2 separate regions of the Homo sapiens genome follow, and region 1 is linked to region 2. A link is a loop called in an ENCODE intact Hi-C map of the cell type or tissue named here. Cell type or tissue: natural killer cell. All regions are shown on one strand. Each heading gives the region's core, and the rest is flanking DNA. Links, peaks and the distances in the headings are about the cores only. Region 1 overlaps LINC01980 (long intergenic non-protein coding RNA 1980). Region 2 holds the start of LINC02084 (long intergenic non-protein coding RNA 2084).

Region 1 (10,368 bases), core at 3,179-8,178, 150 kb after region 2:
AACTAATGGAAATTGAATAACTTGCTCCTAAATGACTCTTGGGTAAACAGTGAAATCAAGGCAGAAATCAAGAAGTTCTTTGAAACTAATGAAAACAGAGACAACATACCAGAATCTCTGGGATGCAGCTAAAGCAGGTTAAGAGGGAAACTGATAGCACTAAATACCCACATCAAAAAGCTAGAAAGATCTCAAGTTAACAACCTAACGTTATATCCAAAACAAACAAACAAACAAACAAAAAAACTAGAGAACCAAGAGCAAACAAACCCCAAATCTAGCAGAAGACAAGAAATAACAAGATCAGAGCTGAAATGGAGACAGAGACATAAAAAAACTCTTCAAAAATCAACAAATCCAAGAGCTGATTTTTTGAAAAAAAAAAGTAATAAAATAGTAGACTGCCAGTTAGAGTAATAAAGAAGAAAAGAGAGAAGAATCAAACAACACAATCAGAAATGATAAAGGGGATATCACCATTGACCCCACAGAAATACAAACAACCATCAGAGATGACTATAAACACCTCTATGCACATAAACTAGAAAATCTAGAAGAAATGGATAAATTCCTGGATACATACACCCTCCCAAGACTGAACCAAGGAGAAATTGAATCCCTGAATAGACCAATAATGAGTTCTGAAATTGAGGCAGTAATAAATAGCCTAACAACCAAAAAGCCTAGAACCAGAAAGATTCACAGCTGAATTTAACCAGAGGTACAAAGAACAGCTGGTACCATTTCTACTGAAACTATTACAAAAAAAGGAAAAGGATAGATTTCTCCCTAACTCATTCTATGAGGCCAGTATCATCCTGATACCAAAACCTGGCAGAGATAAAACAAAAAATGAAAACTTCAGGCCAATATCGTTGATGAACATCAATGTAAAAATTCTCAATAAAATACTGGCAAACCAAATCCAGCGGCACATCAAAAAGTTTAACCACCATGATCAAGTTGGCTTCATCTCCAGGATGCAAGGTTAGGTCAACATAAGCAAATCAATAAATGTGATTCATCACATAAACAGAACTAAAGACGAAAACCACATGATTATCTCAATAGGTGCAGAAAAGGCCTTCAATAAAATTAAACACCCCTTCGTGTTAAAAACTCTCCATAAACTAGGTATTGAAGGAACATCCCTCAAAATAATAAGAGCCATATATGACAAACCCATAGCCAATATCATAGTGAATGGGCAAAAGCTGGAAGCATTCCTTTTGAAAACCGGCACATGACAAGGATGTCTTCTCTCACCACTCCTATTCAACACAGTATTGGAAGTTCTGGCCAGGATAATCAGACAAGAGAAAGAAATAAAGTGAATTCAAATAGGAAGAGAGGAAGTCAAATTATCTTTGTTTGCAGAAGACATTTTCCTATATCTAGAAAACCCTGTTGTCTCAGCCCAAAAGCTTCTTAAGCTGATAAGCAACTTCAGCAGTCTCAGCATACAAAATCAATGTGCAAAAATTGCTAGCATTCCTACACACCAACAACAGGCAGAGAGCCAAATCATGAATGAACTCCCATTCACAATTGCTACAAAGAGAATAAAATACCTAGGAATTTAGCTAACAAGGGAAGTAAAGGATCCTTTAAAGAGAACTATAAACCATTGCTCAAAGAAATCACAGAAAACACAAGCAAATGGAAAAACATTTCATGCTCATAAATAGGAAGAATCAATATCATGAAAATGGCCAAACTGCCCAAAGTAATTGATAGATTCAATGTCATTCCTATTCAACTACCATTGGCATTCTTTATAGAATTAGAAAGAAGAGTTTTAAATTCATATGGAAGCAAGAGCCCAAATAGCCAAGATAATCCTAAGCAAAAAGAACGAGGCATCATGCTACTCAACTTCAAACTATACTACAAGGCTACAGTAACCAAAACAGCATGATACTGGTACAAGGACAGGCATACAGACCAGTGGAACAGAATAGAGAACTCAGAAATAAGACCACAGACCTACAACCATTTGATCCTTGACAAAGCTCACAAAAACAAGCAATGAGGAAAGGATTCCTTATTTAATAAATGATGCTGGGATAACTGGCTAGCCATATGAAGAAAATTGAAACTGGACCCCTTCCTTTTACCTTATACAAAAATTAACTCAAGATGGATTAAAGACTTAAATGTAAAACCCAAAACTATAAAAACCCTAGAAGAAAATCTAGGCAATACCATTCAGGACATAGGCATGGGCAAAAATTTCATGACAAAAATGCCAAAAGCAATTGCAACAAAAGCAAAAATTGATAAATGGGATTTAATTAAACTAAAGAGCTTCTGCATAGCAAAAGAAACTATTATCAGAGTGAAGAGAAAACCTACAGAATGGGAGAAAGTTTTTGCAATCTATCCATCTGACAAAGGTTTAATATCCAGAATCTATGAGGAACTTAAACAAATTAACAAGAAAAAAATAAACAACCCCATTAAAAAGTGGTCAAAGAACATGAACAGACACTTCTCAAAAGAAGACATACATGCAGCCAACAAACATGAAACAAAGCTCAACATCACTGATTATTAGAAAAACGCAAATCAAAACCACAATGAGATACCATCTCACACCATTCAGAATGTCTACTATTACAATGTCAAAAAACAATAGATGCTTGCAAGGTTGCAGAGAAAGGAATGCTTTTACACTGTTGGTGGGAGTGTAAATCAGTTCAACCACTGTGGAAGACAGTGTGGTGATTCCTCAGAGACCTAGAGGCAGAAATACTATTTGACCCAGCAATCCCATTACTGGGTATATACCCAAAGAAATATAAATCATTCTGTTATAAAGATCCATGCATGTGTATGCTCATTGCAGCACTATTCACAATGGTAAAGACATAGAATCAACTTAAATGCCCATCAATGATAGACTGGATAAAGAAATTGTGAGATATATACATACATATATATATATGTATGTATATATCTCCAATGGAATACTATGCAGCCATATAAAGGAATGAGATCATGTCTTTTGCAGGGACATGGATAGAGTTGGAAGCCATTATCCTCAGCAAACTAATGCAGGAACAGAAAACCAAACATCACATGTTCTCATTTATAAGTGGGAGCTGAATGATTAGAACACATGGCCACATAGTTGGGGAACAACACACACTTGGGCCTGTCAGAGCAGGGTTGTGGGGAGGAAGAGCATCAGGAATAATAGCTAAGGGATGCTGGGCTTAATACCTAGGTGATGGTATGATCTGTCCAGGAAACCACCATGGCACATGTTTACCTATATAACAAACCTGCACATCCTGCACATGTACCCCTGAGCTTAAACTAGAAGTTAATAAAATAATATGAACATTTCAACCATAGAGCAGGGTAGGAAATAAGGAAATAAATAAATGGCAAGACAGTGTGGACTCCAGAGCCCATCAGTGGCCTATCAATCATGAGTCTACCACTTTTTAGCTCTGTGATCTTGGGTAAGTTACTTAGCCTGTTACCACATCTCAAAAATAAAGATAAGGACTATACTTATCTCACTGGTTTATTGCGAAGATTAAAAAATTGCCTACCAAATACTTAATACATTATCTGGCAAACAATATGTGCTCAATAAAATATATGCATTATTATTATGGGTAACTTTACTGTTCTCTCAGACTATAAGACCCAAACTCTCAAATTCCAAATTTATTTGTGATGGCTCCTTTTTTTTGGCACTATCTTTGCCCACCAGCCAGTAAATAGTTAAATTATTTAAATTCCATGATCTCAACCCTTTATCTCCTTTTCTAATACCTCCTCTGAAATGCAGCTCCTCATGACTTTCCTCCTAGCAACAGAAAATCTTTTCTAATTGCCTTTGTAGCTCTGAGCACATCATTTCTTTTTAAGGATTGTCTATTGCAACTATTTTATTTAATTTCATTTTATTTTTGGAGACAGGGTCTTACTCTGTCAACTGTGTTGGAGTGCAGGGGGGGCAATCATGACTCACTGCATCGACCTCCAAAGCTCAAGTGATCCTCCCACCTTAGCCTCCTGAGTAGCTGAGACTCCAGGTGTGCACTACCAAACCTGGTACAATTTTTTAAATTTTTTTTGTAGAGACGAGGGTCTTGCTATGTTGCCCAGGATGGTCTGGAACTCTGGGGCTCAAGCAATCCTCCCGCCTCAACCTCTTAAAGTGCTGGGGTTACAGGTGTGAGACACTGTGCCCTACCGCACATTATTTCTATATTTAAGATCTGCCCTTACATGACATTGCAATAGATTATAATTTTGGTCATAATTCTTCACTCCCCTGTGATAGGATTGTACATTCATACCTTTGTCTGGTAACTTTGCTGTGCCCTCCTGCTGGGTTTGTTTCCTCACCCCATGTGACTTGCTTTGGCAATGAAATATGAGTAGATGTTGCAAGAGCAAAGGTCTTACCTGTGTTTTTTTATGATTTGGCTCAGCTCTTATGCTCCAGATCCATCATGAGAAGAACATGCCCTGGATTCCTGCTATCCCTTTAGCCATGGCTCCAAAATTAACACACACAAGGAAGACCTGAGGTCAATCCACAGCCTGGATTCAAGTCACCTAATACATAGGAGAATCAGAGCTACCCAGCCACACTCAATCTACGTTAACTGAACCTCAGCTGACCTGCAGATTTATGAGTATGAGAATAAAGGCTTGTTAATGTATATCATTAAGTTTTGTGGTGCTTACTATACATCATAATTGTGTTGATACCTGACTAGCACAGATTACTTTTCCAGCTTCACCTCTGACCATACTCTTGTAAATATGCTATAGTCCAGCTAATTATAACAACTTGATGACCTCTCCCTGTGCCCTTGGCTTTTCTACCTTTGGTATCCTGGTCCTCCTCTCCGTCTTCACATGAATATATGTAGCTGGTAGTTATTGGTTCTGGGCTAAGTAATCATGGGCGACCACTCTGTAACCTTCTCCACTCTCAGGGCAGGCTGCCATGCCATTCATGATTTTGAATTTTTTAGTTTACCTTTTCATATTTGTATAGTTTGATTCCATTACTAAAGAGAGACCTTGATTTTTAATAAAGAATTATTATTTATTGAGGGCCTTTATGTTCTAGAATTCTAATTGGTATTTTATATACAATGTCCATCCATGAGGTAGAGATTATTTTCCCCAATTTTATAGAAGGGGGAGGGGAGATTCAGAGAAGTTATGGAACTTGTTCAAAATGTGAACAGTAGAGGTAAGGCTGAAATCCACTTTTCTCCTGTTTCTCACTACTATGCTTTTTGGCTGTGCCATTTTATCTTTTACAGTTATAACCTCAAAAAATTAACACGTTAATTGATTTTTTAAACAGATAAGTGATAGAAACAACAGTTGTGAAAATCTGGAACATAAAGTGCCACATCTTAGTGGTTTTATTAAAGAAATATTAATTTAAAAATTAGATTTTAAACCTTAAATGGCTCATGCCTCCATCTCTTGAGGCCTGCCTTGTGTATTGCCAATGTTTGTGTCTTCAAGTTCTATAGAACTCAAAAGGAAACCACAGAACAACCACCCCAGGATAGCAGAGAGAGTCTGACCTAAGCCCACAGAAGCCAAAAGTAGCAGGGTTGGAGTTGAAAGCTTACACTTTGTCTTCAGCTCACACCCTGACACCTTTAGGCTTTGTCTTTTTTTAACATCAGGGTGCCAGCCTCGAATTTTTAAACCTTAACTCTGAATTTCTTGACTTTCCATATGTTTAAGATACACTTTGTGTGTTACTGTTTTGAAACAGCTGTTTGTCAGAGCTAGGGAGGAGGGAGGGAATCAAAGTTTAATGGGAGGTGCTTGTCTTAGAAGTGAGGCTGCTGAGCTCGATTCTTACAAGTTGAAGGGCCTCACTCTAAATCAGGGTTTCTCAGCCTCCGCACTATTGACTTTTGCGGCCAGGTAGTTCTTTGTTGTGGACGTCCAGGTTCCTTAAATATTGGTTAGCAGCTTTCTGGCCTCTACTCACCAGAGACCAGTGACACTGCTTTCCTCAGCTGTGACAATCAAAAGTATCTACAGATGTTGCCAAATATCTGTAACCTTCCCTGTGGCAAAATTGCTCTGATTGAGAACCATTGCTCTAAATGAATTAAAAAGACTGAGATCATTTTGTTGTTATTGTTGCTGTCTTTTAGAGACGGGATCTCACTCTGTCACCTAGCATAGAGTGCAGTGGTGAGATCATAGCTCACTGCAGCCTTGACTTCTTGGGCTCAAGTCATCCTCTTGCCCCAGCCTCCAGAGTAGCTGGGACTACTGGTGTACACCACCATGCCTGGCTAGGACTGAGATCAAACTCAGAAAGGAAGGCAAAATAAAGAGATGACAGATGAACATATCTAGAAAAATTATCCTGGTACTAGTTAGATGGACTATGAATGCATTTTACTTTTTAAACAAATCTTATTTATATTATAAATATCTTAGGAAACAAAAAATCAAATAGAAGGGCCATTACTAAATGACCGTTCTCAAAAAATCAAGCAACTTGCATAGATATACCCAGTAAATTAAAGGTGAACCCTAAACTAAAACTTGTCTCTCAGAGCAGGTTATGTATATTGGTGTAGTGACTTGGTAGACTAAGAGCAAAAGTATTCTTGATCTTGGAGTTCAATGTCCGCAGAGCCAGAAAACCTGAGAGCTCTGCTATTTTTAAGCTGCTACATATTGACTGCCTCAATTGCTTCAGGGGCTTTGCTTTGTGTCTTACTATATGAGGTAGACATTATTGTTCCCATTTTACGGATGATGAATATGAGGTATACAGAGGTATCACTTGCCCAGGTTCACGGGGACATGGTCAAGAATTAAAATCAGGTCTGCCTGGCTATCAAGCTTGGGCTCTTCAATCATTATGGTTTCGGCATCCCACAGCTGGGATAAGGCCACGGATTCATTGAACTTGACAAAGTAATCATCACATTTGTTATCTCACCTCACACTGAACCCAGGCCTGCTCTGTCCTCTGATGCCTCTGCCCAGAGCTGACCACGCAAGGGCATTCAAGGAGATTGTTGTCACATAAGATTGTCTCATAGAAGTCTCTGGCTCAAATATTGCATGATTCTGTGATTCTAATGAATGTCGTCCAGAGAAAGGAAGAATGCCATGACATTATTTATACTGAGCTAGCAGGAGCTATTTGGAAAGAAGCACCCAAGTGATGCAGAAAAGTAGATCTAGTGTTTCTGTCAGGAATTCCATATTAGTGCAGGCAGTGGGATATTAGATGGTGGGATATTATATGTAACCTTGTTATAATGGGTGCAGAAGATATGGAAACCCTCTAGTAGGGAAGGCATGGGGGCCTATGGGACCAGACAAAACCAGATGTCATAATGAGGGGCTTCTTGTATTGCTGAAATTCTGTTAAGACACTTATATTCCTCGGACTCGAGCTAAACCTAGGTGTTGCTCATTATTAAACAAAATGTCAGTAAATGTACAGTATTCCAGGCATTATTGATGGTGAGTTTTATTATTTCCCTGAGCTTTACTAAGGTGTTATTGACAAAAAATTTAGATATTTACAATGTACATGTGATGTTTGATATATGTATACACTGTGAAATGATTTAATCAATCAAATTAACTTGCCCATTACCTCACACACTTAGAATTTTTTTGTGTTGAGAGATTAAGATCTAATCTCTTAGCAATTTCCAAGTATACAATACATTATTAATAATTACAGTCATCATGCTGTACAATAGATCTCCAGAAGTTATTCATCCTATCTGACTGACATCTTGTATCCTTTAAACAATATCTACCCATTCGTCTTACCTCTCCGCAGTTCCTGGCAATCAGCATGCTACTCCCTGTGAGTTTCACGTTTTTAGATTTTACATAAAGTGCGGTCACGCAGTATTTGTCTTTCTCTGGTTTATTTCACTTAACAAAATGTTCTCCACATTCATCTATATTGTTGCAAATGACAAGGATTCCTTCTTTTTTAAGGCTGAATAGTATCCCATTGTGTATATATATTACATTTTCCTTTATCCATTTATATGTTGATAGATCTTAGGTGAATAATGCTGCAGTGAACATGGGACTATGGATATCTCTTTGACATACTGGTTTTATTATACATTTTTTGGGGGGGGGTTCTATACCCAGAAGTGGGATTGCTAGATCATATGGTAGTTCTTTTTTTTTTTTCTTTTTAAGAAATCTCTACACTGTGTTCCATAGTGGCTTTACACTGTGTTCCATAGTGGCTTTACTAACTTATATTTCCACCAATAGTATACAAGGTTTTCCTTTTCTCCACATCCCCACCAACACTTGTTGTATTTTTTCTTTTTGGTAGTAGCCATTCTAACAGGAGTGATGCAATATCTCACTGCTAATTTGCATTCTCCGATATTGAATGTTTTCTTCGTATATCTGTGGGCCATTTTTATGTGTTCTTTAAAAAAATTATATTCAGATCTTTTGTCCATTTTTCAGTGGGCTTATTTGTGTTCTTGTGATTGATTTGAATTTCTTACATATTTTCACTATTAACCCCTTGTCTATATATGGTTTACAAATATTTTTTCCTAATCTCTAGGTCACTTTTTCATTTTGTTGATGGTTTCTGTTGCTGTGCAGAAGCTTTTTAGTTTGATGAAATCCCACTTATTTATTTTTGCTTTTGTAGCCTGAGCTTTTGTTGTGATATCCAATAAATCATTGACAAGGCCAATGTCCAGGAGGTTTTCCTCTGTTTTCTTCTAGGAATTTTATGATTTCAGGTCTTACAGCTAGGTCTTTTTTTCCATTTTAAGTTGATTTTTGTGTTCAGTCTAATAGTCCAATTTTTGCTTTTGCATGTGGAAATCCAGGTTTCCCAGGACCATTTATTGAAGAGCCTATACTTTCTCCATTGTGTGTTCTTTTTTTTGAGATGTAGTCTTGCTCTGTCACCCAGACTGGAGTGCAGGGGTATGATCTCGGATCACTGCAGCGTCCACCTCCTGGGTTCAAGCAATTCTTGTGCCTCGGCCTCCAGAGTAGCTGAGATTACAGGTGTGCACCACCACTCCCAGCTAATTTTTGTAATTTAGTAGAGACAGGGTTTCACTATGTTGGCCAGGGTGGTCTCAAACTCCTGACCTCAAGTAATCCACAGTGTTGGAATTACAGGCGTGAGCCACTGCGCCCACCCATTGTGTGTTCTTGGTAACTTTTTTGAAGACCAATTGACTGTAAATGGGTGAATTTATTTCTGGGCTCTCTATTCTGTTCCATTGGTCTACAAGTCTGTTTTTTTTGTTTTGTTTTGTTTTGTTTTTTTGTTTTTTAGCAGTATCATGCTGCTTTGAGTACTCTAACTTTGTAGTGTACTTTGAAATAAGGTAGTATGATATCTCCAGCTTTTTCTTTTTGCTCAAGATGGCTTTGGCTATTCAGGATCTTTTGTGGTTCCATAAAAATTTTAGGATTGTTTTTTCTACTTACGTGGAAAATCTCATGGAAATTTTGAAAGGGATTGCATTAAATCTGTAGGCTACTTTGGATAATATGAACATTAAATAATATTAATTATTCCAATCAAAGAATATAGGATATCCTTCCATTTATTTGAGTCTTCTTTGATTTCTTTCACCAATGCTTTATAGTTTCCAATGTACAGATCTTTCACTTTCTTGATTAAATTTATTCTTAAGGGCCAGGTGCAGTATCTCACCCCGGTAATCCCAGCACTTTGGGAGGCTGAGGCTGGTGAATCACCTGAGGTCAGGAGTTCAAGACCAGCCTGACCAACATGGTGAAACCCCATCTCTACCAAAAATACAAAATTAGCCGGGTGTGTTGGTATATGCCTGTAATCCCAGCTACTCAGGAGGCTGAAGCAGGAGAATCATTTAAACCTGGGAGGTGGAGGTTGCAGTGAGCCAAGATTGCGCCATTACACTCCAGGCTAGGCAACAAAAGTGAAACTATCTCAAACAACAACAATAACAACAAAACAAACAAAGAACAACAACAAAATCAAAATACCAAATTTATTCTTAAGTACTTTAAATACTGTATTTTGTTTTTTATTGTAACTAGTGTAAATGGGATTGTTTTCTTGATTTCTTTTTCAAATAGCTCATTGTTGGTACATAGAAACACTACAGATGTTTGTATGCTGCAACTTAATTGGTTTATTAGTTATAACAGTTTTACAGTTTTTTTTGGTGGAATTTTTAGTGTAACTACAAGATATGCCATCTGCAAACAATTTTACTTCTTCCTTTCCAATTTGGATGCCTTTTAGTTATTTTTCTTGCCAAATTTCTCTGGCTAGGACTTCCACTACTACATTGGATATAAAGAGAGAGTGTGTAAGTCCTTGTCTTG
Region 2 (10,368 bases), core at 1,787-6,786:
GGGGCACTGAGGGGATTTGAGGGTGGAAGGAGAGAGTCTGGCCTCCTTCTTGCTGGTTTACTAAAGGTTGGTCAAGTTCTTCCTAAAGCTGCAGCCTTTGTCAAATGGTCTTATCCACACTACTCTCTCTTTGGATCTGGCAACCTCGCCTATGTACAAGAAAGCTGGCAAACACAGAGAAACCAAATACCTCGTGGACCTTATTGCCAGGTTAAGAATGTGACTCATACATTTTTTTTTCCCGAAACTCCGATGGGAAATAGGGCATTGCAAGGCTTGGAAATGTTTGATTGTCCTTTTCCAGTGAGTTTGTTTTTGTTGAGAGGGAAAAAGGAATGGGAGAGAGTTATTTTGAGGCATGTATCTCCAGATTAAGATTTAGTTGTATTTCTAGAGACTCTCTTCTATTTAAATTCTGTTTTTCAGTTATGTGTTTCATCAATATCATTATGATCACCTTCCATAGTCTAGTCAATTCACAGAATCTGTTTTGACAGCTCTGAACAGAAAAGTCCCTAATGGAAATATTAGATACCATCTTAACCATTTTCTCCAAGTTGTATTCTACACTCTGTAATCTCAGCTTAATGTTATTAGCTCTGGGGCACAAATACACACTCCTACATACAAGCATGTATACACATTTTTGCACACTAACTTAACTCATGCTTCTCTGTGCTCTTCTATAACAGCTATGTAGTCTGTGTCTGTGGTCTTCTAAATATTTAGTGATGAGCACAGACTATTGGTTAATTATATCAACAACAAGCCTTTTTACCAGAGGAACTTGAATCCTGAAAGAAGTAAAATACCAAAGATCATTCTTGGGTTTTAGATCTGTAAGATAAAGACAAAATTTGCCTGCCAAGATTAAGAAAACCAGCAAATATGTAGGGTGAAGAACATATATTCTGTGGATTCACTACCCCAAAGCTATATAGGCCAAAGTGTGCAATGAAGAAGGCACCACTCCATGATAGGCTTAAAAAAAGGCTGAGTGTGGTGGCTCATGCCTATAATCTCAGTGCTTTGGGAGGCTGAAGTGGGAGGATTTTGAGCCCTGAATTGCAAGATCAGCCTGGACAACATAGTGAGAATCCATCTCTACAAAAAAACTTTTTTTAATTAGCCAGGCATAGTGGTGTGCACCTGTAGTTCTAGCTACTCAAGAGGCTGTGGTAGAAGGATTGTTTGAACCTAGGATTTTGAGGCTGCAGTGAGCTATGATTGTGCCTGGGTGATAAAGTGAAACCCTGTCTCAAAAAAAAAAAAAAAAAAAAAAAAAAAGAAGAAGAAAAGAAGAGGAAGAAGAAAAAGAAGAAAAATTAATCATGGATACATTTGGATTTCAAATATTGTTCATCCTCTGAAAAACATAAACAATAATAAAAACTATGCTTTTGAATTTAACGTTTTCATGACTAAACATATTTCCCAAGCCTCTGAAATATTGTATGTCCAAAGTATAGGGTCTAACCCATGATACACTGCCAAACCAATGAGTTCCTCAAGGGGCTTGGCAAACCACAAAACCATAGTGATACTTGGTTCTTGCCTCTGTATAGTGGGGTTTATAGAACTAGAGCAGTCTCTAAGGTGCCTCCCAGCTCTCCAATTCGGTGACTCAAGGAATGATGACTGATTTAGGGATTTAGGAAGAAGTGCTAGTTAACAGAAGGCTATATACTTATGGCATTAATATTGAGTCATTTCAAGAAGAAATGGTGGCAATCTAAGACCTTTGCAGGAAACATTCTGATTGCCTGAAGTTTTGCGGAATAGTCTACAATTTGGTGTCTGGGACGAGGAAGGGAACAAGATGGTGGCAATGGTATCTACATGTTCAAATCTACCCTTGTTATTCTTTGAATTTCCATGATGGTCTCTCTCAGTAACCAACTCCATTCCAGTTCTAGAAGTTCTAGGCTGTGAATTGTGGATAGTAACTTGGACTTTCCCCCGACCTTTCTCTCCCTCAGATTCCTCCCTCAATCATTTCCAAATAAAGTGGTAAAAAACCACTTCTCTTGTGGTAGATGAAATCACTCCCCTCCCTGCTTAACAACCAAATTATTTAATAGTCCTTTTTTTAGCACTTATGATTTCCATATGATGCTCCTCCTTATGAGTTATTGAAATATATTTTTAAAGGCATCAGGAAATTGACAATTTGCCCTGAGAGTAGAAAAACAGATGGAAACCTACTTTATCACTTTGATATGCACTGGTTTAATGTGATTTCTTAGCAATTTGGGGCATATTAGACTGTCTTAATAAATATGTTTCATCCACTAAGTCTTACCAATTTATGCATTTTGTCCATTTTACACCTAGGTTTCTGTGTCTCATGTTCCCCAGAAGGCCTCTCTGTTTTCCTGTGATGATATATAAAGAGCAGAGATCTTGGCTTTTTGGCTTACTCTGTTTAATGTCACATTCAAAGTGTCATTGAGTAAAATTTTCTCATGTATATGTAATTGATAATAATAGCTGTACTGGAATTTACCTCCTTTGCCAACCCCTTAATGAAATAGTGGGTCTAACTGACAGTCATCAATGTACAAAGACCTGCCCCCAAAAGAGACAACTGGACATCATGAGCCTCCTCATGGAATATTACCACCTATAAAATATTATTACTAAAAAAAAGTGGAATCTAGATCAGATCAATAAAACACCACTTTGTTGGAAAAACAAGAATCAGAGGACTATGTTAACACTACTGAACTGCAATCAGCAAAACCAGAACCTGGAAAACTAGACAGAACAAATGCCCCAATTTCTTCAATAAATTGCAAGGAAAAATAAAAGAGAAAAGTTGAGAGGGGAGAGTTCTAGACTGAGAGAATTAAGTGATACATCAATCACATGTGTGGGACCTGTTTGGATCCTGATTAAAACAAACAACTGTAAGGAACAAGCAAACAAAAAGAATAACAAGAACAACTTTATGAGACAACCAGAAAAACGTACCTGGATATTTCCCGATATTCAGAAATGATTGTTGATTTTTTAGATGAGATAATAGCATGACAGTTATATATATATATATATATATATATATATATATTTTTTTTTTTTAAAAGAGTCCTTTTCTTTAAGGGCTGTGTACGGAAATAATTGTGGATTAGAGGACAGGAATTTCGGGATTCGTGGCAGAAAGAGTGGAGTGGGGATTACAGGAAGAAATAAGAGAGGCCATGGATTGATGGTTATTGTAGCTGGTAGTGGACACATGGGGGTCCATTGCTCTCTACTTTTTCAAACTGCATAATATTTGTAATTATTTCTGAATTAATAAAAACTTTCCTTTGCTAATGCATCTAAGTTTACTATCATACATGTTATAAAATTAGTAATTAGTGATACCTACTAATATTCGGAACTACTCAACAGTTTACAAAACAGTTAAATTTATAATCTCATTTCTTCCTTCTCAGTACTCTTTGCCGGGATAGGTGCTGTTGGAATCCCCACTTCACAGATGAGGAAATGAAGTTCAGTGAAGCTAAAGACAATGCCGCTGTAAGGGGCGGCGGACTAGAACTTAAGTCACAGAACTCCAAATTCCAGGCTCCTTCCCCTACACTAAAAAACTTTTAAAGAAGCGTAGGAGTGTGGGGCTCAGCGGCTCACACCTGTAATCCCAGCACTTTGGGAAGCCGAGACTGGTGGATCACCTGAGGTCAGGAGTTGGAGACCAGCCTGGCCAACATGGTGAAACCCAGCCTCTACCAAAAATACAAAAATCAGCCAGGTGTGGTGGCGCACGCCTGTAGTCCCAGCTACTCGGGAGGCTGAGGTAGGAGAATCACTTGAACCCGGGAGACGGAGGTTGCAGTGAGATCGCGCCACTGGGTCCTTTTTTTTCTTTCTTTTTTTTTTTTTTTTTTTTTTTGACGGAACTGTTCAGGACCTGACAAAGCAGCAGCTTTAAGAGTGGAGGAGCTCTCTTCGGCTGGGGAGATCCTTACTCTCCATGGCCACCAGATGGCGAAGGCTGCCCGCGGCCCAGAAGAGAGAGGAGCCTGCAGACCCGCGCGGAAACTCTGCTGCGGGACCTGGAGGCCAAGGGTGAGGCGTGGGGTCCTCCTCCACTCCAACTGTGTGGGGAAACCTGGGTAGAACTTAAAGTTACAAAAGTCATTGTGCAAGCCCTGCTGTCCCCACAAGGGCTTATAGGAAGGGGTTCGGAGCTTTTCAAGGAGGCAGGGGAAAATTAAACTCGTGTCTCTTAATGTGTATTTGGTGGGAGGGGAATGCTGCCTGAAATAATGCATTGCTTCGGCGGCGGTCAGAGATCCATGTGACGCGGGGGCACTTTAGGGACCATTGCTGAGGGCCTGGTTAGCATTTGGGCAGCTGAATCCTTCCCTTGGCGAACTCCATACGTGCCCTCGGCGACACACAGAGGACTCCCAGAGTTGAAGAAGGGGGTGGATGTGTGTGTGCGCACTCGCCCACGTCTCGTGTTTTACTTTTCATTTAAGTCGTAATAAGGAGAAATTCGATGACCAGCAAGGCTGGAGTCCCATCGTCTTGTTGGGGGAGAGGGGGGAGAAGAAAAAGGTGCCTGTAACTTCAGACTGTCCAAGATATCGCTTAGCTCCTGCGCCCGGAAGAAAATCCAGCGCAGGTCGGGTTCCGGCGCGCGGAAGCCCTGCGAACCCCAAATGTGTGCGCTGAGCCGAGGCCTCTAAGCGGTAGGAGAGAATCTGACCTCCGACATTCTTTTCAAGACACGCGCCGGTGGACCGGGTCCTGGGATTGGCTTACTCCCGGGCTGGACCTTGGGGTTCGCATATTTGAAAGCGTAAACTTGAGGAATGACGGCGGGGTGATGGGTATTTTATAGAGTGGGACTCAATCGTGCTCAGCAACAGATTTCTCCAAATTCCCTTTTAAAAAGAGCCTCCCAGAGCTGTCGAAATCTCCGCGGGGTGAAAGCTAAACTTTTGGAGTCGCTGTGTAGCCGGGTAGAGGACACGGCGGCGCGAGCCGGAAAGATAAGTGTCCAGGCGAATGGGAAAGGAAAGATCTTAATTTTTGTTCCTACTGTTAGCTGAATGTCCATAAAAATCAAAGGGAATGCGGGGAAGTTTTTATTCCAGAGCGTTTCCATGACACCCGCAGAGATTTAAAAAATTACATTCCTCCCCCTACGCAGGTTTAATTCGGAAAGAAGAGACTGCAGAGGAGAGGGAAGACCGTGAGTCTGCTTTCACCTAGGTTTAAAGCGAATCAAAGACGGCTGTAAAAAGGGAAACCGGGACCAAAAACAGATTTGGAGCCTCGAAACTCTCCATTGAAGGTTTGGAAGATACGTTGCTGCAGACTTGAAACCGGCTCCAAATCCGGCCCAAACATGGGCTGAAAATATGGCGCGCTAATCTGCTGCTTCCCCTCCTCCTCAAGTTCTTTCTGACTCTTCCCACCTTTCCCAGTTTCCCTTCCAGACGTCTGCGGCTCCCCACTCCACCCCCAGGATAGCTACTCTACATCCCGACAATTCCCAGCTTCTACACCCAGGAGGAGGAATTCTGGAACCACCCAGAGCGAACTCGTGCCGGGGCGGGGTGGGGACCGGAGGAAGGTCCTGCTCCGAATTCTCTCCAGAGCAGAAAAGAATTCTAGAGGCTACATGTGGGCTGCTTTCCCCCCTTCTTCCTTTTTTCCCTCGCAAACCAACAACCAAAAAGTGTTTGGTGATGGAAAGAACACCAGTGGAAAACGGCAAATAACAGTATTTCCAACTCCGAGTCAGGTCCTCTTTGCACTGCTTTTTCCTGTTTCATTGCAATTTATTGATTTTATTGTGGTTTTTTGTTTATTTGGGGCAAGAACGGAGATGTGAACCAGGACGAGCCAGCAGACCCCCGAGCCAGTATCTCCTCCCTGGGCAGGGAACACCGCCTGCACCGGTGCATACTAGGAGACCCTGGCGGAGAATGTAAACAAACCGGGCGCCGAGCCCTTGATCTTTATTTAAATAGAGGCTTGTTTATCGGTGTCATCCTAGGAGGATTAATTAGATACATCTCTTCACAATTTGGTGTCTGACACTCCATCTTAGGAATGCCTTATCATAAGGTGTTAATTGGGGCCACTCAGCCACTTACGTTTCTATTAAACACTGTGAGGGACTTTTCACAAGTACCAGGTTCTTTTTTACTGTACGATGCAAAAACATACAGGACCCGAAATAGACTAGGGCCAGAATCTGCTATATCCCGGCAGTGATTAGCACTTTGGGGCTTTCTAGAGGGCAGAAATAGGAGAGCACTGTTTTCGAAATTCCATCGCATCTCCCAATATTCGGTGGTTGGATGCAGATGTAAGGGGGCTGTTGGGGGTGTGGGGAAGGCGCTGACCAGGATAGGGGGGCTATGAGTCTCCCTTCCGGAATCTAAATCAGTCATCCACAGTACATATATCTTAAAAAGCACATCTTCAACGCTTTTGTCCTTGGCTCCCCGGTAAAGTTCGGGGCGCCTTTGCCAAAGTGTTTTGAGTAGGCCGTTCGGAAACGCGGAGCAGGAGTTCGAGCCCCCAAGGTCACGGGTGGCGCGGGAAGAACTCGGGCCCCAGAGGGACGGAGGGGAAGGGAGACAGGACAGTCGAGGTACAAGGTCCTGGCGGCCTTAATTGGGCGCAGAAGGGGAGGAGGTCTCGGCTGATTGCTCGCCTCCCAGCAGCTAATCCTCTTAGCAGCTGCATTTCCGCGCTACACAGTTAGCAGAATGATCCTCCCAGCTAGACCTTTACCCCGGGAGGGTCCAGGAGGGGGCTGGAAAGGTTTGCAATCTGGGCCTGAAGCCGTCTGCAGATAAGCCTGGCGGGACGTCTGGCTGGGGGGACAAAGGGGACCCTCCACCCCACTCTTTGGACCTCCCAGGGTTCAGCCAGGGGATGGGCTGTCCTTCGTCTTCCCGTGGAGCGTGGGCCAAATAAACGGAACTAAGCGCAAGGTGAACTGCTCCAAGGTCACTGTTTGCAGAGCGGCAGTGCACGGAACGACTGGAATCCTCCTTTGTAAGTGCCACGCCCGTCCCTAGCCTGCGCCTCAGACCGAGTCCGGGCGGAGTTTGACTGCAGCTACTGAGGCCGGCAGCCGGCGGCGGCGGGTGCGCAGCGTCTGGGTTCAGAAGAAAGCCGCAGGTGGGCGCAGAAGCTGAGCTGTGTGCAGCCCCCCGCTCCGCCGCGCCCCAGGGACCCTGAACTGGTGGGCGCTCAAAGGGCCACGGGGGTTCCCAGGGAGCCTAGGTGGGCCTAAGGATGGGTGGCCCCAAGTAAGCCTAGAAAAAAGCCCAGAGAACTTAGTGGCCAGGCGCTCTGACAGAGCCTGGTCTCCAAGAGCCAGAAGCGGAGGTTTTCGAGGCTTGGTTAAGTCTGATGTGGGCAATCGGCAGCAATCTTCCCTCCCCCGTTCCCCCGCCCCCCTCCCCCGCCCCGCCAACACCCATTGTCCAGACTTCCCAGTGGGGTAAGGAAATAGCCCCATTCCACTTCAAGGAAAAAAGAAGATAAACAAAACATCCCCACCCCCGCATGACTACAGTATCCAGTTAGAGATTCTAGAGCCTTCCGTGGAGGTAGGGGATGGGTGAGGCACTGTTAAAGCTGAAAACGATACAGGAGGAAGCAAAATGAGATCTTTAAAGCAAAGATGAAAACCCCAACAGCACAGAAGACAGAGCTATGTCCGTTCCCTTACTGAACCACATTTATTAAAAATGACTAAGACTGTACATAAAAATCCAAGATCTCTAAAATGCCTATAGGAGCTGTGGTATCAGGTTTTAGTTTCTTCACATTACCAAGTTAGGGAGAGGGGATGGCGCAAGAAGAGGATGAAATAGGAGTTTTCCTTAAACACGGTTCAAGTTAGTACATAGTAGCTGAATACATTCTTAACTATCTAAGAAGTAAACAGAATATTCCCAAATATCATGGGGATGATGAAACTCTCCCCTTGCCCCTGCAGCTGTTAAGTGATTTGCAAATTCTTTACAAAGCCAAAGCACCAGTTTTACATTATCCCAGACACCTATGTAGACTATTTGTACAATATATACCACATTATTCTATAGTGTATCTAAACACACAACTGTACACTTTTAAATTCTCCCTTTTTTTTTTTTTTTTTTTTGGTGACTCCTTAGCTTGCTCTCTCCTGAGTCCCACTGGCCACCCCAGCACACAGCAGAGGCCTAGCAAGTCTCAAGTGAGGCAATCCTGGACTAGGGCAAACATGGCTTGTTCCAAAAGCCGGGGGTTAAGGAATCAAAGTCAGGTGAAACTATCACTTTCACAAAAGCTTTTCTTGACTCCTGGGCCTAGTATCTTTTGCCCCTGGCAGAATGTAACAGCAAAATGTCTCCTTCTGAAACGGAAGGCACAGCCCTCTTTCAGAAGCAAAACACCTTAACACTCGGCTTCTATTTGCTTAAGAATTTACAAATAGAAATGAGAATCAAAGGTTTTAACTCATCTGATAGCACTGGGCACCCAATGTTCACAGCCTGCTTCTTTGAAGGGTTAGTGTCTCCCCAATAAATAAATACAGAACCTTGGATACCCTTCGAATTTTAAAATACCTTAAAGTCTTCCATTAATCTTATTTTTTAAAAATGCTAGGTTTGTTTCAGTTACCTGCAGCAATCAAAAAGCTTTGGCACCTTCTTTTAGAGAATTGCACAAAACAGGATGCATCAAGGTGGAAGGCAAACATCTTTTTGGCAACCTAGGCAAAGAAGACAACAAAAAACACCACCAAGTCCATCTGCAAAAAGTTAGCTAATTTTTGAGGTTAAAATAACTCTTTAGGGAGTTGTGTAAAAAGCATAATACCCTCCCATGCCTTTTGAGGTGTCTTTACTATACTCTTCAGCATTAATGTCCTCACACTTTATGGAGGGTGAATTTTCATTACTGGAGTTGCTAGGAGACAGCCGCCTTCGCTTACAAGCACTGGTGTATACTCCTGAATCATTGGAATCTAGAGATTTGATGGAAGGGGGTGTCTCTATCCAAGAAGAGCCAATTTCCTCTTTCACTTTCTCCTTGGAGAGCTGATCTTCAGAGAACACAGTGGGGCTTGTTCTGGAGGTCCATGGTAGTCCAGCTGCCATCTTCCTCTGGTAAGAACCTCGACCTCCCCACCCTGCCATTGCAGGAAAGGTTGGGTCTGGGTAATACCCCAGGGCATGGGATGTCTGAAGGGGCAAGGATTTAATGCCATATGGGAGCAATGTGCTAGAAGTATATTCAGATTCATAGGAACTGATGTCTAGTTTGTTGGTCCCAGGTTGCTGGACAGGCGTGACAAGCCACCGCTGGGGAGGGTTGGCCACCTCTTCGCTCTGTTGGGGTGAAAGGAGGCCGTTGGTCTGTGGCACGGTTCTCTCGCCATTATAATAGCGGGCTTGAGGTAAAGTGTTGACAAAGGGCTCCGGGAAGAAGGATTGAACGCCGTACCGACCTCCAGGGACAATCTGATGGGATCTAGGAGAATCCGTGGGAGATGGAGTTAACCTGTCATTTTCTGAAGCGGTGTACATGCTACAATATAAAGAGAAACACTTAAAAAAAAAAAAAAACCCTAATGTTGTCCCCAAACAAACCACCTCCCAGAAATGAAAAAGGCTTGTGTTGGTTATCTACACCGAAAGTGCTGGTCTGTTGGGCTGAAAGAACAGAGGCAGGAGATGCACTGGCCCATTTTAGCTGGACTCTTGGCTTATTGGGAAAAATTTCCCACCATGCAAGAAAAAGTTTCCTCCTAGGCATCAAGTATTTAAACTATAGAAAATCTACCTTTACTAGTCCTAGAACACGAAAAACTCAGATCAAACCTCCTTTGTCAATGTGATGGAAAAAACACTGGCTGTGGCGGTAGAAAACTCAGATTTTAAAAAGAGCAGGGCCTTGCTATTTCGTGTTGTGAAATTACATCCTCTTAGTTTCAGTTTTTTCTTATGTTAAAAAAAAAAGTGGGGGTGGGGGAGAGTAATAATATCTGCTCTTGGGAGGATAAAAAAATGGATCAAATGAAAAGAAAGGTATATATAAATGCAGATTCTTAAAATTTCAAATCTTCACTCAAATGCTAAAAAAACCTCTTCATTTTTAAGTCCTTAACATTTCTTCAGAAATTAACACAACCTTTCTGAGAAAAATCTAAAGCAAGATTAGTAAAGGAAAAAATTTTGGAAAAAGAAAAATATGTAAAAATCCCAAAGGTAAAAGCTCTTCCTAAAATACATTATCAGCAAAGTGCCTGTTGATGTATGTCCTGCTCAGAGATGATCAGGCAAGTGTGGATAAAAGCTGCACTTACGAATCATAGTTGTCTCTGAAGCCTTTTGC

The links. Peaks named below come from ENCODE experiments on the same cell type or tissue, not always from the same donor. Only the 100,000 strongest peaks of a DNase experiment are listed, where the experiment ranks them.
Region 1: it touches region 2 in a loop (2.9-fold over the local background); 3 of 110 quality-filtered maps call a loop at or near these places.

The regions. Positions count from the first base shown.
Region 1 is chr3:27,855,633-27,866,000 of GRCh38, forward strand. LINC01980 (long intergenic non-protein coding RNA 1980) reads left to right here. Exons shown (of 5, transcript NR_146630.1): 5 at 4,455-4,693. Among named protein-coding and RNA genes, the nearest start is that of LINC01981, 27 kb to the left of the region's middle. In natural killer cell, for the core only: no CTCF peak of the experiment used is centred there; a DNase peak (open chromatin) is centred at 5,589; H3K27ac peaks cover 1,296 bases.
Region 2 is chr3:27,708,248-27,718,615 of GRCh38, forward strand. It overlaps LINC02084 (long intergenic non-protein coding RNA 2084), which reads left to right and starts at 4,672. Exons shown (of 2, transcript XR_007095851.1): 1 at 4,672-4,795; 2 at 4,910-6,153. EOMES (eomesodermin) reads right to left here. Exons shown (of 6, transcript NM_001278182.2): 5 at 10,340-10,368; 6 at 7,706-9,561. The coding sequence ends at 8,823. It also overlaps the pseudogene KIAA1143P2. RefSeq lists enhancers at 4,485-5,170, 5,842-6,738. In natural killer cell, for the core only: CTCF peaks have their summits at 3,995 (motif pointing right) and 4,198; DNase peaks (open chromatin) are centred at 4,004, 4,424, 4,544, 5,354 and 2 weaker places; H3K4me3 peaks cover 2,823 bases; H3K27ac peaks cover 2,769 bases.